Linked DNA regions of Homo sapiens: region 2 is linked to region 1. The links are chromatin contacts, found by Hi-C in ENCODE. All regions are on one chromosome and are shown on one strand. The core of a region is the stretch at or near the end of the contact, and the rest is flanking DNA. Distances in the headings are between cores, read along the strand shown. Region 1 has its middle 420 kb from the start of CHSY3-AS1. Region 2 has its middle 620 kb from the start of HINT1.

Region 1 (7,758 bases), core at 2,367-4,866:
ACAGTGTATAAAGGTGCTCATTTCCTTAAATCCTTTGCTAGTTTGATAGATAAAAAACTATCCCATTAATGCATTTATTTTATTAATACATTTTATTTTATTAAATGTTTAATGGCTAGTTTTTCTTTGATCTGAATTGAATATTTGTCACTTTTTCCTATTTTTCTATTAGTGCATTCATCAATTTATATTGATTTATGAAATATACTAAGGCTTATGTGACTAATATTTTCAGTTTGTCTTTTACATTTGTGTTCGTTTCTGAGATGCCATTGTTTCACATTTTAATGTTGTCAAATCTATAATGTTTCCTTTTAATGATCTCTGACCTTATTATTTTGTCTCAAACATCCTTTTCCATTCCATATAAATGTTAACCTAAAAGAAAAATTAACTTAAGTTTTGGGCAGTCAGAAGCTACTGGATGCCAAAATTAGATTTCTCTGACAATTCAACTTCCATAAAACTGTAATTGGCTGGCTCTTATTAATTGCATTAGCTAGTAATCAAGGCCAGAATTTTTACCAGTCAGAATTTCAAATTGAGGCAGCATTTGAGTATTTTCTGACCCTTAGTAATTGGCATGCGAGTGTTGTCCTTATTCCTAATTTTCAACTTAAAAGATTGTGTTGGTGTTTGTCTAATAGCAATAGAAAATAGAAAAAGGCAGGGATGTTGATGGATATACGTTCCCTCTGCCTCCAAGCTTCCGTCTAGTAAAAAAGCACACTTTTTAAACTTTTATTTTAAGTTCAGGGGTACAAGTACAGATTTGTTACATAGGTAACAAATCTGTGTCATGGGGGTATTTTAAGTTCAGGGGTACAAGTACAGATTTGTTACATAGGTAAACTTGTGTCATGGGGGTTTGTTGTAAATATCATGTCCTTTGCAGGGACATGGATGTAGCTGGTGGCCGTTATCCTTAGCAAACTAATGCAGGAGCAGAAGCTCAAATATTGCATGTTCTCACTTATAAGTGGGAGCTAAAAGATGAGAACACATGGACACATAGAGGGGAATGACACACACTGGGGCCTTTTGGAGGGTAGAAGGTAGGAAGGAGGGAGAGGGTCAGGAAAAATAACTAATGGGTCCAAGGCTTAAAACACACATTTTAATGTATGAAATTATACTTGTGTTGTGTAAGAGTTTGCAAAGCACCAGGTGTTTGTAAGAGGCCCGGAGGATCACACATGCTCCCATTCCCCAACCTATTGCCCTGAATCCTAACTTCCAACTTTATTTCTCACAGTGTTTGACATTTTAGATTAACTAATTAATCTAGAAAGATAATCCAACTTGGTCTATAAAAGGGAATTGAATTTTAATCCTGCAAACCTTATGATTATCTAATCTTTGCCAGTCATTGGTTGCAGTTCAGCCACCTTTCCTAAAGATGTATATTTTTCTCTATGTGCTCTCATTTATAACGGCTTAGACTAAACATTTAGCACTTTCCATTTGGATGTTACTGGAAGCTACAAGAGGTAATAAACACATTAACAACATGATGTTTCTCTACCATGCCCATGAAGTGCCACCCTTGGTTGATATATGGTTCAAGACCCAAGGTATAATAGGTTATAGATCTACCAGCTGCTTTGCTATTGCGTTATTGTAAAATGTAAGAGCCATACTTCCCTTCACTCCCTTTTCTATTCTGTCAAATCTACATTTTAGGATTTTTCCATTTGCAGTATTTTTGTTTTAGTTGGCTCTCTGTTCATCACAATTGACAGAACTTCAAGTGAAAATAGATTAAGCAAAAAAATGAGCAATTTATTAGCTTTCATATGTTGGAAATCCAGATGTAGGAAAGGTCTCAAGACTCCGGATACTTAAATGATACCATCAGAATTCTTCTTTCATCCATTAGCTCTGCTTCACTTTATGTGTTGGCCTCATTTCCTCCATTGCTGCTGGGCTTCCCCCAGATGGAAGATAAAAATGGGAATGCCATATTTGTAGACAGCCTTAAGTTTACATGATGTCAGCCCACTGATCTCAGAGTAAAGTGTGCTTCTGTTATCCAGTATTTATATATTAAGCGCCATATAAAAGATCAGCAGCCCTTCTTTTGTAACATTCATCCAACAATACGTTGGCTGCCTGGCCAGGCGCAGGTCAATGACCCTTACCGGGCTTGGTGAAATACAACTGGCATCCTTGTCAGCGAGGGACAACTTTCAAAGGAAATTGTGTTCACTTACTGTTACCAAAACACCAGATGTTCGGTCTAGATCCTGTTTCTTGCTTCACAGAAAGCCTATCACTGAAACAAGTATTGCCAAAGATGAAGCCTTTAATAGAGTGCTGCAGCCAAGAGGCCAGGAGGTCTCAAATCCATCTCCCTGACTGACTAAAATTAGGAGCTGATATAGCAGGGAAGAAATGTAACCATGTGTGGGAAAACAGGAATTAGGGAGGGGTAAAGAAGAGCAGCTGGTCAATGGGAAGCAAGTGGTCAGTTAGGCAAACTTAACAGATAAAGTGTCGGGCATCTGATTGTCCAAATGCAGTGATCTGGTGACTTTCAGCTCCTTGCTACTATTTGGGAGGCCTGATGGCTGGTTTCCTTGGAAAGGAACTCAGATAAGACAAATGCAACTTTCTCAGGTTTTAAAACTAGGAGGGCCAACTTCTATGTTTATTCAAAGAAACCACGAACATCAGCTCTGTGGGACACCTGCTCAGTTTCATTACCAGAAGAACGTGGAAATGATCTTTGGCTGTTGAAAGAGTAAATGCTCATCATGGAAAGAAAAATAAAAAGAAAAGCTCTGAAAGTGACTGAATCAATGACTGACATCATCTGATACAAGCCAGTTATTCCCTTTTGCCTAAGTTCCATCAGGTATAAAATAAAGAAGATAGTCTACTCCTAAACCCCTCACATTTGATAGAAACACAACTGGATGAACTTGAGTATTTACTTGCTTGGAACATCAAGGTTTCTTTGCTTTTCTCTTTCTTTCCCTGATTACAGAAAATTCGTGCTTATAAAGTAATAACAAAATATTAATAAGTCAATGCTTACGTAGTGTTCATTATTTGGCAGGCTGTTCTGAATGCTTAGCATATATTAACTCATTTCGTTCTCACAACACCCTAGGATGTAACTATTATTAGTATCACCATTTAAGAGATGAGAAAAATAAGAGAGATTGGAACATTTTCTACAGTCACATGGTTAGTAAACTGCAGAGCTGGGATTCAGATTCAGGCATCCCATTTGCTGCTGAGTATGATTTCTACCTCTCCTTTCTTTCAGTACATAGTTGAGTCTCACTATAACTTTTCAGGAACACCAGGAACTATAGGCATGATAAAAGAAGGGCTTTGTATGTGTTCTTAATCATGAAACAGTAGATAGTATGATATCCATTTTGATGTAAATTTGAAGAATGTATTTTAATTCCTTTTAAAATCTCTCCACTAGTACAACTGGCTCCTTCAACAGGAAACAGGTGGTCAGTTAGGCAATCATAACAGCTGCATTTCTTATCTGCCAGGTATTCTTAAGATATTGCTCACTTCCCTTTTTTACTTTCACAAGCCATAGCTACTCTGATGTAATTGATCTTTTGAGAGTGTATAAAGTGCTATTTAAAAGTTGCTTAAGTACAGGAAGATTCTATGTCCTATACCCATTCAGTGGAGATGAGAGTTTTTGAGGAGTAACAGTTTCTTTGCTGCTGTCTTATAGGGACACACATTTGGGTACCCACCTTGTACCAGGCACTGTGATAAGGGCTTTGTCATCTTCAATAGGACTTTCTCACCTTCAGTGAGAGGTGTGAAGCTCAGTTATCCATAAACACAGGCTGTTCGGTCTGTAGTCAATTCTATTTTTCAAAGGGATTCTCAAGTCTCCCTTCATCATCATCGCAGAACAATTTTTTTAAAAAAAAATCTGCTCAAGCCTTCTAAGCGGGTCTCAGAAATAGAAAGCAATTTTCTGCTGAATTAACCAAGGTAGTAAATTCAAAGAGGATAGTTTACTATAAAGGCTTATGGGATTGTGAATCAATGTAAACAATTTACTTCTAAAGCCTCTGCCTGGATGGCCATTTAAGGTTGAAATGTGTTTCAATAGTGCCCTGAAAGCTTAAATGAAATTGTCATATAAATACTCCACACTTTGACACATTTCCAATTATTATAATAATTTCACAGCTTTTGAGACTTTTGAAATTATTTGGTTCAATTTAATGTGTAAGGAAAAGACCAATAGGAATTCTTGTTGCTTAAGAAGATTAACACAATCTTTGACAGAGTTGTTTCTATCATAAAATACTACAAGTATTTGAGCACCTAGTATCACAAAAGCTACCTATGATTTTTACATTTTCAAACGAAGAGGAGAAATTATGTTTTTACCAAAGGTCCATATTTTCATTGTGAAACAATATTAAAGGAGAACACATGTTAGAATGAATTGTTATAATTATTTTTTCTGTGCCTTGGGTGGGAGTGTATTAATTATATCAAATTACTACCTAAATAAAAAAGAATGAAAATAATGGTTTGTAGAGAGCAGAGCTAGACATTGAGAGCAGAACTAGAAATTAAGATTATTAGAAAACAACTGTCGTTTTCCCATCTAACCTTAGGAAACCACATTTTATATGGGAAAGTGAAAAAACACAGAAAACCTAATAGCATTATTCTACATTTCTTTCTACTAACTTACTCTAATATTGTCCTAAAGGCATGCATGAACTTTTACTATTCTAAAGGATAAATACAAAAAATGAAAAGTTTGGATTCCATTATACAGCATTTTGTATTCCTAGATTTTATATATATATTCCAAATTAAAGAAAACAAAAATATTTGTAGTAATCAATTCTTCAGCAGAACTTAGTGATGGCACCTACATTATAGATTAAAATAAAATTATGCATACAAAATTATACAAATCTGTTCACTTAATGCTTGAAGTAAGTAGGAGGAAATTACTGCATGTGATTTTTAGAAAGTGTTGTTGAGTACATCAGAAGAAGTTAAATTAATAACCCTTAAAATCTTTGCTTGGTATCAGCAGCCATTCACAAGAGTAATATATAGGAGCTATAAGTAGGGGTTTAACCAACCTGTAGAAATGTCTTTTACTCTATAACTTAACAGTTCTGCCAGAGTTTTACTTAACTAGAATTATACCAAAATAATACCTGTTATTTTGAGGACACATTTACAAAATAATAAAGAATACTTTACACTGCTACCAAAACAACATTATGAAGCCTGAAGAGAGCATGTCAGGAAGACAGAATGCATAATTTTTCTCACATACTACAGCCAAAAGCCTACAAATGGTGTTCATTGTTGGTTCAATAATACATTCTAACATTCTCGCATCTTGTGATGTCATGTTTTTAATCTTTAGATACTGATTCCATAGATTAAAATCTACAATCTTATCTAATTTGGAACCAACAAATTCTCTGATTGGGTGTATCTGAAACACTATCTTGAAAATGAGCTTGGCCCTAAGGAATTATCATTTTTTCTTAACAAATGGACTATGATGCTTGTGCAAATATTTACCTTAAATCAACAATCTTAAATCAAATGCAATATTCTATTTGCAAAACTGTATAGCTTAACTTTCCATAAAGAAGGTGGATACTCACCCTCAGGACTGTGAAAATTACACTTCTATAAATGGCAGGTGTGAATCTCTTATTCAAAATGTGTGAAAAATAGAATCAGAGTTAATTTGTTTTGCCACAGACCTATTTCCCCTCATTCTTCCTTCATACTAAAAAAAATTAGTCATGTGCATTTTAGAATTTTTAGAGTCAAATTATATTGATTATTACTTTTGACTATAGGGAGAAGAATTTTCATTGTCCAAGTTTAATGAAATTTTACTCTCAAGTAGACTGGATTAGCCAAGAAACAAATTCACAATGTAAATATGTAAAATTTCCTTTAACAAGACTGTTCATAAAATTCTGATAACATATTTTCTTTAATTTTTTAAACTTTTATTTTAGATTTACGGGTATATGTGAAGGTTTGTTATGTAGGTCACTGGGGTTTGTTGTACAGATTATTTGGTCACCCAGGTACTAAGCATAGTACATATTTTTTCTGCTCCTCTCCCTCCTCCACCTCCACCCTCAAGTAGGCCTTGGTATCTGTTGTTGCTCTTTTTATGTTCATATGTTCTCATTGTTTAGCTCCCAATTACAAGTGAGAAGATGCAGTATTTGTTTTATGTTCCTGCATTAATTTGCTTAGGATAATGGCTTCCAGCACCATCCATGTTGCTGCAAAGGACATGATCTTGTGCTTTTTTATGGCTGCATAGCATTCCATGGTGTATATGTACCATATTTTACTTTTTTTCTTTTTTTGAGACAGAGTTTCGCTCTATTGCTCAGGCTGGAGTGCAGTGGCACGATCTTGGCTCACTGCAAGCTCCACCTCCCAGGTTCACACCATTCTCCTGACTCAGCCTCCTGAGTAGCTGGGGCTACAGGTGTCCACCACCATGCATGGCTAATTTTTTTTTTTTTTGTATTTATAGTAGAGATGGGGTTTCACCATGTTAGCCAGGATGGTCTCAATCTCCTGACCTCGTGATCCACCCACTTTGGCCTCCCAAAGTACTGGGATTACAGGCATGAGCCACCACACCCAGCCTGCATTTTCTTTATTCAGTATACTGTTGATAGGTATTTAGATTGATTTCATGTTTTTGGTGTTGTGAATAGTGCTGTGATGAACATATATGCACATATGTGTCTTTACGGTGGAATAATTTATATTTCTTTGGGTATATGCCCAATTATGGGATGTCTGGGTTGAATGGTAATTCTGTTTTAAGTTATTTGAAGAATCCACACACTGCTTTCTACAGTGGTTGAACTACTTTACATTCCCACCAGCAGTATATGTGATCCCTTTTCTCTGCAACTTCACCAGCATCTGTTATTTTTTGCCTTTTTAATAAGAGTCATTCTGACTGGTGTGAGATGGTATCTCATGGTGGTTTTGACTTGCATTTCTCTAGTGAGTAGTGATGTTGAGCATTTTTACATATGCTTATTGACCATGTGTATGTCTTCTTTTGAAAGGTGTCTGTTCATGTTCTTTGCCCACTTTGTAATGGAGTTGTTTGGTTCTTGCTTGTAAATTTGTTTAAGTTCCTTATCGATTCTGGAAATTAGACCTTCGTCAAATGCATAGGTTGCATTTTAGGTCAGAAAGTTGTATCTGAAAGGAATACGTACGTGAAAGGTCCATGGAAGCAAATTCCACTTTACTTGTTTATTCTCACTTTTCCTCTGCACCACTCCTTCCCCTGCTCCCCTCTCCCCTACCCAACCACAGCAACCATTCTATACCATTGAATGTTATGTTTTTTCACCCCGTATGTGTTTTATGAAACATGTATTGTTATTTTGTGTGGACATATTTTTAGTTTATATAAATGATATTGGATTATATAGCTTATTTCATCTTGTTTTTTAACTTTTCTCACATAAGCTCTGAGTTTTTTATTTTTTCAGTTGATTTTTTATCATAGTAAGATCTACATTCAGTGTAATATAAAGATCTTAAATGTATATTTTGATGAGTTTTCCTAAAAGCATTCATTTATTTAACCATTACACCACTGAGGTATAGAATGATTCTATCACACCTGGAAATTTCTTATTGACTCCTTTAGTCAATCTTCAGCCACTTTTTAAATTTATATCAAGACTTGGAAGTCAAAGCTTACAAACCAGAAAATACTAA
Region 2 (7,758 bases), core at 2,438-4,937, 220 kb before region 1:
GGTTGGCTCAAACCTGTGAATTACATGCTCTTAACCAGGCCCTAAACCTCCTCGAAGACCAAGAAGGCACTATATATACTGATTCTAAATATGCTCATGGGGTATTACACACTTTTGGAAAAATCTGGACAGAGCAGGGCCTAATAAATAGCAGGTGAAAAGAATTGGTACATGGGGAACTGGTCAAACAGGTTTTAGAAAGCCTCCTACTTCCAGCAGAGGTAGCCATAGTTCATGTAAATGATCATCAGATAGGGAATACTGTAGAAGCTATAGGAAACAGGCTTGCAGATGAAGCTGCTAAGCAAGCTTCCCTGGAGGAAGAAATTAGACTATTTAGCCTGATCCCAGACATCTCTAAGGTAGTATTAAGACCCCAGTTTACCAAAGAGGAGAAGGAAGAATTAGACAAGATAGGGGTCACTCAAACTGAAGATGGGAAATGGGTACTTCCTGCTGGGAGAGAAATGATAAAACCCCTGATGAGAGAACTAATGTCTATATTACACAAAGGGAGTCACTGGGGACCCCAGGCTCTGTGTGATGCAATACTTAGGAATTATGTGTGTATAGGGATTTAGACCCTCACTAAACAAGTATGTGGAAGTTGTGTAATTTGTCAAAGCTTAAACAAAATGTTGGCTAGAAAACAGGCCATGGGAGGAAGACCTCCCGGACTAAGACTATTTCAAAGCATTCAAGTAGATTTCAGAGAAATGCCCAAAATAGTAAGACTAAAGTATTTACTGGTGATCGTAGATCACCTTTCCGGCTGGATGGAAGGCTTTCCCCTTCCAACGGCCACCACCAGGAATGTCAAAATAATATTAGAGTAGATTGTACCTAGATTTGGCCTGGCAGAAAATATTGATTCAGACAATGGGAGCCACTTTACCTCAAGGGTGTTAAGGGGAATTATGGAAGGTTTACAAATTAGATGGGATTATCGCACCCCCTTGGCATCCTCCTTCCTCTGGAAAGGTAGAAAGAATGAATCAAACTTTCAAAAAGCATATCACCAAACTAATCTTAGAAACTAAAATGCCTTGTACCACATGTCTCCAAATAGCACTCCTTAGCATTAGGACAGCTCCAAGAAAAGATGGGATTGCCCCCTACAAGTTATTATATGGGCTCCCATATTTAGGCAGAGCTACAGATCTCCCTACTATGGAAACCAAGGATCAATTCTTAAGAAATTATTTACTGGCCATTTCCTCCACCCTGTCATCCCTTAGGTTAAAAGGACTTCTAATTCAAGTCTGCCTCTTGAGTTCATGGTTACCACTTCCAGCTTGGTGACTTGGTACTGGTTAAGACTTGGAAAGAAGATAAGCTCCACCCAAGCAGGGATGGTCCCTATCAAGTGCTTTTGACCACTGAGACAGCCATGAGAACAGCTGAATGGGGGTGGACTCACTATACTGGAGTCAAATGACTGGTAAAAGAGACCCCAGAAGGGAGAGAGAAAGACCAGTGAAAAGTGCACGGGTCACCCAGGAACCCTTAAAGTTAACTCAGAAAAATCTAAAAAGAAAATATGGGCTGGCCTCATTTCTGGAAGTTAATATGGCTGGGATGGGCTACTATACAGAGCAGAAGGTTAAAATGGAAACTGGCAGGGGACTCCTCTCTACCCAATCAGATTGGTAATTAATGTAACCAAGATGGTAGCACCCTAGACTATAAGATTTGATGCCTGCCACGTCTTACCTTGTGGGAATTTGGAAAATCAGAGACAGCTCTCACAGGCATATAAATATCTTTGCCCTGAACCAGACACAGGTTACAGCAGGGCATCAGCTTGCCCAGCTGGGATGATGTGTGGTGGACTACCCAATTTCAGGGTTGGACAGTAAATATGGGGTGGGCAACTCCTAGCTGGAGACCATTAAAGAATAAACTACATCTATCCAAGGGCTTCCCACCAAATAACTGCCAGAATTTAGAATGCAATCCTATACTCATCATCACTGACAATCCAGCTGTTCTAGACCAAGAACCAAAAGTAGTGTCTTGGGTATATGGATTAGGGATTAGGGGCAAACATCACAGGGAAAGACACCCTAGGGTGATTTGTTCTCAAACTAATCAAGAACTCAACCTCCCATTTGCCTGGGACTACTCCAACCCCTGACTCCAATAAACACTTTAGTTCACCGAATAATGACCCTAAAAGGGTAGAAATAATTGAGGTAAAGGATTTAAGGCAAACCTCAGAAACTGAGAGAGAGTACAGGGTATAGTCAAATGGATCAAATTTTCCGTACAAGCCCTCAACAAGAGTAACTGCTATGCATGTGCTGTGGGAAAACCTCAAGCACAGGTGGTTCCATTTTCCTTAGGATGGGATACCAATCCTGAAGAAATGCATTGCATGTTGGCTCTATACCAGGACAATGATGCATGGGGAAATGAGACTTGTAAGAGTCTGTCATTGCTCTTTCCTGTATTGCAAAGGTCAGATCCCATAGCAATTCCCTCATTCTCTATAGGGAATATGAACCACTCCTCTTGCCTCTCAAGGAAGGGGGCAGAGTTCAGTAAGCCCATGGGAGAACTATTGAGTTGTACCCACATCCTAAACATCACTGGTAAGTTAGGCAGTGGCAATTACTCAGCCTCCATATACCCCGGATGGATGTCTGGTGGTATTGTGGGAAGAGGAACCTCTATAACCTCTTACCATCCAACTGGACTGAGATTTGTGCTTTAGTCCAGCTGGTGATTGCCTTCACCCTGGCATTCCATAAAATGCCTGAAAATGCACTTGGCCACTAAAACTGGAGAGATTTGACAAATTCTTTTGATCCCAATTTATAAGTTGACTTGATAGGAGTCCCTGTGGGGGTGCCTAATAAATTTAAGGCCCCAAACCAAATAACTGCTGGGTTTGAGTCAGCACTCTTCTGGTGGTCAACTATTAATAAAAATGTGGATTGGATTAACTACATCTATTGTAATCAACAGAGATTCATCAGCTATACTCTGGATGCCCTCAAGGGGTTGGCTAGCCAGTTAGATGCCACCACTCAAATGGTCTGGGAAAACAGGCTTCAACTAGACATAATACTAGCAGAAAAAGGGGTTGTATATGTCATGCTGGGTGGGAAATGTTGTACTTTCGTTCCCAAAAATACTGCCTCAGATGGGACCATCATGAAACTTTACAAGGACTGACAACTCTAGCCAACAGACTGGCAGAAAATGCTGGAATTTAAGATCCATTTACTGGTTGGCTCGAAGGATGATTTGGAAAACAGAAAGGCATGGTAGCTTCAATCCTTACATCTCTCATAATTGTGGCAGGAGTCTTAACAGCAGTGGGGTGTTGCATTATCCCTGTGTGAGCAGACTAGCACAGAAATTAATTAAAATAGCTGTTAATAAACAAATGCCCATGTCTTACCAGAAAAATAGCCTGCTACTATTAGAAACCAAATTAAACTCACTCTCTTATGGGGAGAAAATAAACAACTTCTAGAGTGATTCGAGGACCAAAAGGGTTTAGATGAAAATGAGACCAAAGAAGTAGATAGAAAAGAGGAAGGAATTTGTGAGAAAACATTTTAAATGGTCCAGTTTCAAGGCATGATAAATCTAAGTACTGGCAGCCAGCCTGCAGATGTGGCAAACCACATGACTCATGCACCTAGAAGTTAACCATAAGTGAACAGAATGTAGAGGAGGGGTCAGCCCATAAAAGGGAAGAAAGTTTCATTATTAAGAAATCGAAATTTAAGTGGGGAAGGGGACCAGGGTATAACCTTATAAGGGGGATAATGAAACTTAGGCAACTTGTAACTTAGGAAAATTGTAACTCCATAGTACTCAACCAATGAGGAACTGGGGGAGAGAATTGTGTGCTAGGAGATAAATTACCTGCTGTTAACTGCCCCAGGTGTGCCTGCCTACCATACACCCGATCTTGCAAGACAGCCATTAAAAGTCTTGCTTCTCCTGTTCTTGTCTCTGAGTCCATTCTTTGTGTTTGGACTAGTGAATGTGTTTCTCACACCATCTATGGTTCACTCTCCAAGCAGAAACTGGGAGTGATCACTATAAATCTGAATGAATTCCTGTTATTCTTCTCCTTAGACCCCTCTCCTGCCTGGCCAGCAATCACTTTGCATGACTCTTAGAATACAGTGTAAACTATTTAATGTATGATTGAATACTAAAATAATTTGATCCCTGAATATCTCAACCTCTAATCTCTCTCAACTCTTATCCTCTTGTCCTCACTTAATGTGTTGTAGCTATCCTTATCTTCTTTTTCCTATTTCTAAAATACATAAAGGTTCTAAACTTAGAAATGGTTTACTTGTTCCTCTAGCTGGAATTCTCTAACTATACCACTTGAAGCATGGTTGGTTCCTTCTAGCATTTCAGGTCTCAGATTTTCTAACTGACCAATCTAGTAGTCTTCATCCTCTCCTGACCACAGATTCAAATTTATTTTGTTCAGATCACTTATCTGTAGTCTGTACTATTTATTTGTTTATTTCTAATGTTTACCCCTCAACCCCTGAGTGCATAAAAATGTAAGTAAAATGAGATAAAGATTTGGCTATTTTTATTTACCAATGTATTCTCAGTACCTAAAATATGTTTTGGTAAATGGTAAATAAATTAATATATGGAAATTATCTTTGAAACAATTGTTCCAAGTATAACATTTTCATTGTTTAGCCACTTCTCTGTAACCCACTGTGAGCAAGGACATAAATGAAGGATAAAGACTTTAGAGCAAAAGGTAAATTAAAACCTGACCACATGAGATCACATTTGTTTAGATTTAACACAAGGAAAAGGGAAATGAAAATAACGACATTTTAGTTTTTTGGGAAGTCTTGAAATAGAAATGCAATTTCACTTCAAATGGTTTTTGTCCTATAACTTTGGGGTGTGTGTGTGTGTGTGTGTGTGTGTGTGTGTGTGTGTGTGTGTATATTTTTTTTTTTTTTTTGAGACAGAATCTCGCTCTGTCGCCCAGGCTGGAGTGTGGTGGTGTGATCTCGGCTCACTGCAACCTCTGCCTCCCAGGTTCACGCCATTCTCCTGCCTCAGCCTCTCAAGTAGCTGGGACTACAGGCACCTGCCACCATGCCTAAGTAATTTTTTGTATTTTTAGTAGAGATGGGGTTTCACAGTGTTAGCCAGGATGGTCTCGATCTCCTGACCTCATGATCCGCCCACCTCTGCCTCCCAAAGTGCTGGGATTACAGGCATGAGCCACTGCGCCCGGCCTGGTGTATATTTGTTTAATTAGTTGTATTAATGGGAGACTACATTTTGGTTGATGACTCTAGATATTTGTAACTGAGGGGGATAAATTAAGTTTGGGCAGTAATTCAAGCTGCTGAAGAAAAGAAACTTGGCGGGGAGCCTAATATTTAACGAAGGAAGCCCATTTATTCAGGCAAATTAGGGAATCATGGAATTATAGGTTATTCTATATGTTTAAACAAATTAGAAATATAATTATTGATATATACTGATTGGGAGATATTTTCTACTCATTGAAAATTGAATATGATTTTGGAAAAAATTTTGTTGCTCATAATGTTAGTTTGAAATTTTTAGGCAGGTCTTGAAAGGTTATGAATACTTAGAAAAAATCTATTTATTCCTGATTTGTTAGCTATTTTAATGGAGATATGGTAGTCTCCATTACAGTATCCATAGCCTCTGAGGAAAGAGAGCTGTTTATATTTAGCTGTAATTATTTTGCTGCCTCATCCACAGCAGCTGTTGACCTAAGGAACATCACATACCACCATTTGTTCTCTGATATCGCACCTGGAATATACCACAGGAAAAACTAATAAAACGAATACAAAGCAATTGACAGATTTGAAGGGAATGATAAAGCTATAATAACCATTTAACATGAGAATTAAAGTCATCATATAAGACACACCAGTAGCTGTAAAAGAATAACAAAAACATAGTGTATACTACCAATGAAAGATTAGTCTAAACACTGTGGTGGATCATGTGTCTGCTTTGTTATTTTTCGCATATGGAAAAATTTCCCTGAAAACAACCTTGCTTTTCTTACTTCTTATACAAGCACTTGGCATAATTAGTTCTAGCTTGATTGTGTGATTGGTTCTCATCATTTTATTTTGAAATTCTGCTTTTCTGTTCATTTTTTTCCTTGACTTTTTTTTATGAGGTTTACTGAGGTTTACTTTTATGTGTATTAATTTTCTGCTCCTTCAATTGAGTGAAGTGTAGATCTTTTAGGCATGGTATATAGTACTAGACTATAGTATTCTGCTAGTGTGAACAACCTTCCTGGTTTGCTTCAGACTAAGTTGGACTTTAAGTGCTAAATTTTGGGACAATTTGTCACCTTAGCACTGAAAAAACAAAAAGAATATAGAAAGATCTTTGAAAACCTGAGATCAAGAAGAAGAAATTAAGATGCCCTTAAATGTTTGTGCCCATGTAACTGTAGGTTCATGTGTCGGCCTGCTTCCAATGTAAGAATGCCGTCTAAATTTTGGGACATGTCTAAGTGAAAATGGACAGGTTTGAAATGTTGCCAACCTGAAAGCAAAGAGCAGTGTCAGGATGGGAAGATGTTCTGCTAGAAGTGGAAACTCCCAGAACTGGAGGAATAACCTCTATGCTCTATTCAATATAAATTTGTTTCAAACTTTAAATTTGCAATTTTGAAATTGTTTCAGAGGCTTATTAAATTCAGCCACAACCATCTTTGTAGTCAATGCTCCTCTATTTGCCCCCTTTCCTGTGGATTTTATTGCATTTATAATTTATTACAGAGTAAATCTCACATATTATCAGCTCTATGGGATAGATGAGAATGAGAGAGTTACTAATATATCTTTGTATGATGCAGCTTTAACTTTCGTCTTAATCCTTTAACAGCTTTATTGAGATATAACTCACATATCATACAAGTCATCCATTTAAAATGTACAATTCATTAGTTTTTAACATGTTCACAGAGTTGTGCCAATTTTACCACCACCACAGCCAATTTTAGTACATTTTCATCGTCCAATACAGGAACTCCACAATCATTAGTAGTCATTCTCCATTTCTCACCTCCCCTCCTCTCCTTTCCTCTTACTCCTGGCCCCAGGTAACCACTTGCTTAGTTTTTGTTTCTATATGTTTGCCTATTGTAGGCATTTTAAAAACTCCTCCTGTGATTGTGTGTCCTTTGACCAACTTCTCCCCATCTTCTCTCTCCACTAACCACCCAAACTCCTGGTAACCACCATTCTATTCTTTTCTTTTATGAGATCAGCTTTTTAAGATTCCACATGAGTGAAATTACATGGCATTTGTCTTTGTGTGCCTGTTTTTTTTTTTTTTTTCTTTACATGGAGTCTCACTCTGTCACCCAGGCTGGACTGCAGTGGTGCCATCTCAGCTCACTACAATCTCTGCCTCTCGGGTTCAAGCAATTCTTCAGCCTCAGCCTCCGCAGTAGCTAGGATTACAGGCGTGTGCCACCACACCCGGCTAATTTTTGTATTTTTAGTAGAGACAGGGTTTCACCATGTTGGCCAGGCTTGTTTCAAACTCCTGACCTCAAACGATCTGCCCGCCTCAGCCTCCCAAAGTGCTGGGATTACAGGTGTGAGCACCACACCCAGCCTTGTTTTTTGAAGTAATTTCCTCTCTAGATTTTCTCACAACACATTTTCCCATTTTCCTTTGAACTGTCAAATGTATCCTTCTAAAACTCCTTCTCAGGCCTCTGACATGCCTCTTAAA

The links. Hi-C counts contacts between places; a loop is a spot of excess contacts on that map. Pooled maps may share reads with other maps.
Region 2: a map with no recorded cell type shows a loop between it and region 1 (6-fold over the local background). The contact joins two enhancer-like sites. A Hi-C loop is called at or near these places in 4 of 168 maps with a recorded cell type or tissue (Caco-2, Calu3, endothelial cell of umbilical vein and 1 more), 1 of 37 single-sample maps with no recorded cell type and 6 of 50 pooled maps.

Annotation. Positions count from the first base shown.
Region 1 is chr5:130,320,034-130,327,791 of GRCh38, reverse strand. No RefSeq gene overlaps it. Among named protein-coding and RNA genes, the nearest start is that of CHSY3-AS1, 420 kb to the right of the region's middle. Within about 2 kb of position 3,616, at least 3 of the 41 ENCODE cell types and tissues checked have a DNase peak (open chromatin) inside an H3K27ac peak, as active enhancers do.
Region 2 is chr5:130,537,945-130,545,702 of GRCh38, reverse strand. No RefSeq gene overlaps it. Among named protein-coding and RNA genes, the nearest start is that of HINT1, 620 kb to the left of the region's middle. Within about 2 kb of position 3,687, at least 3 of the 41 ENCODE cell types and tissues checked have a DNase peak (open chromatin) inside an H3K27ac peak, as active enhancers do.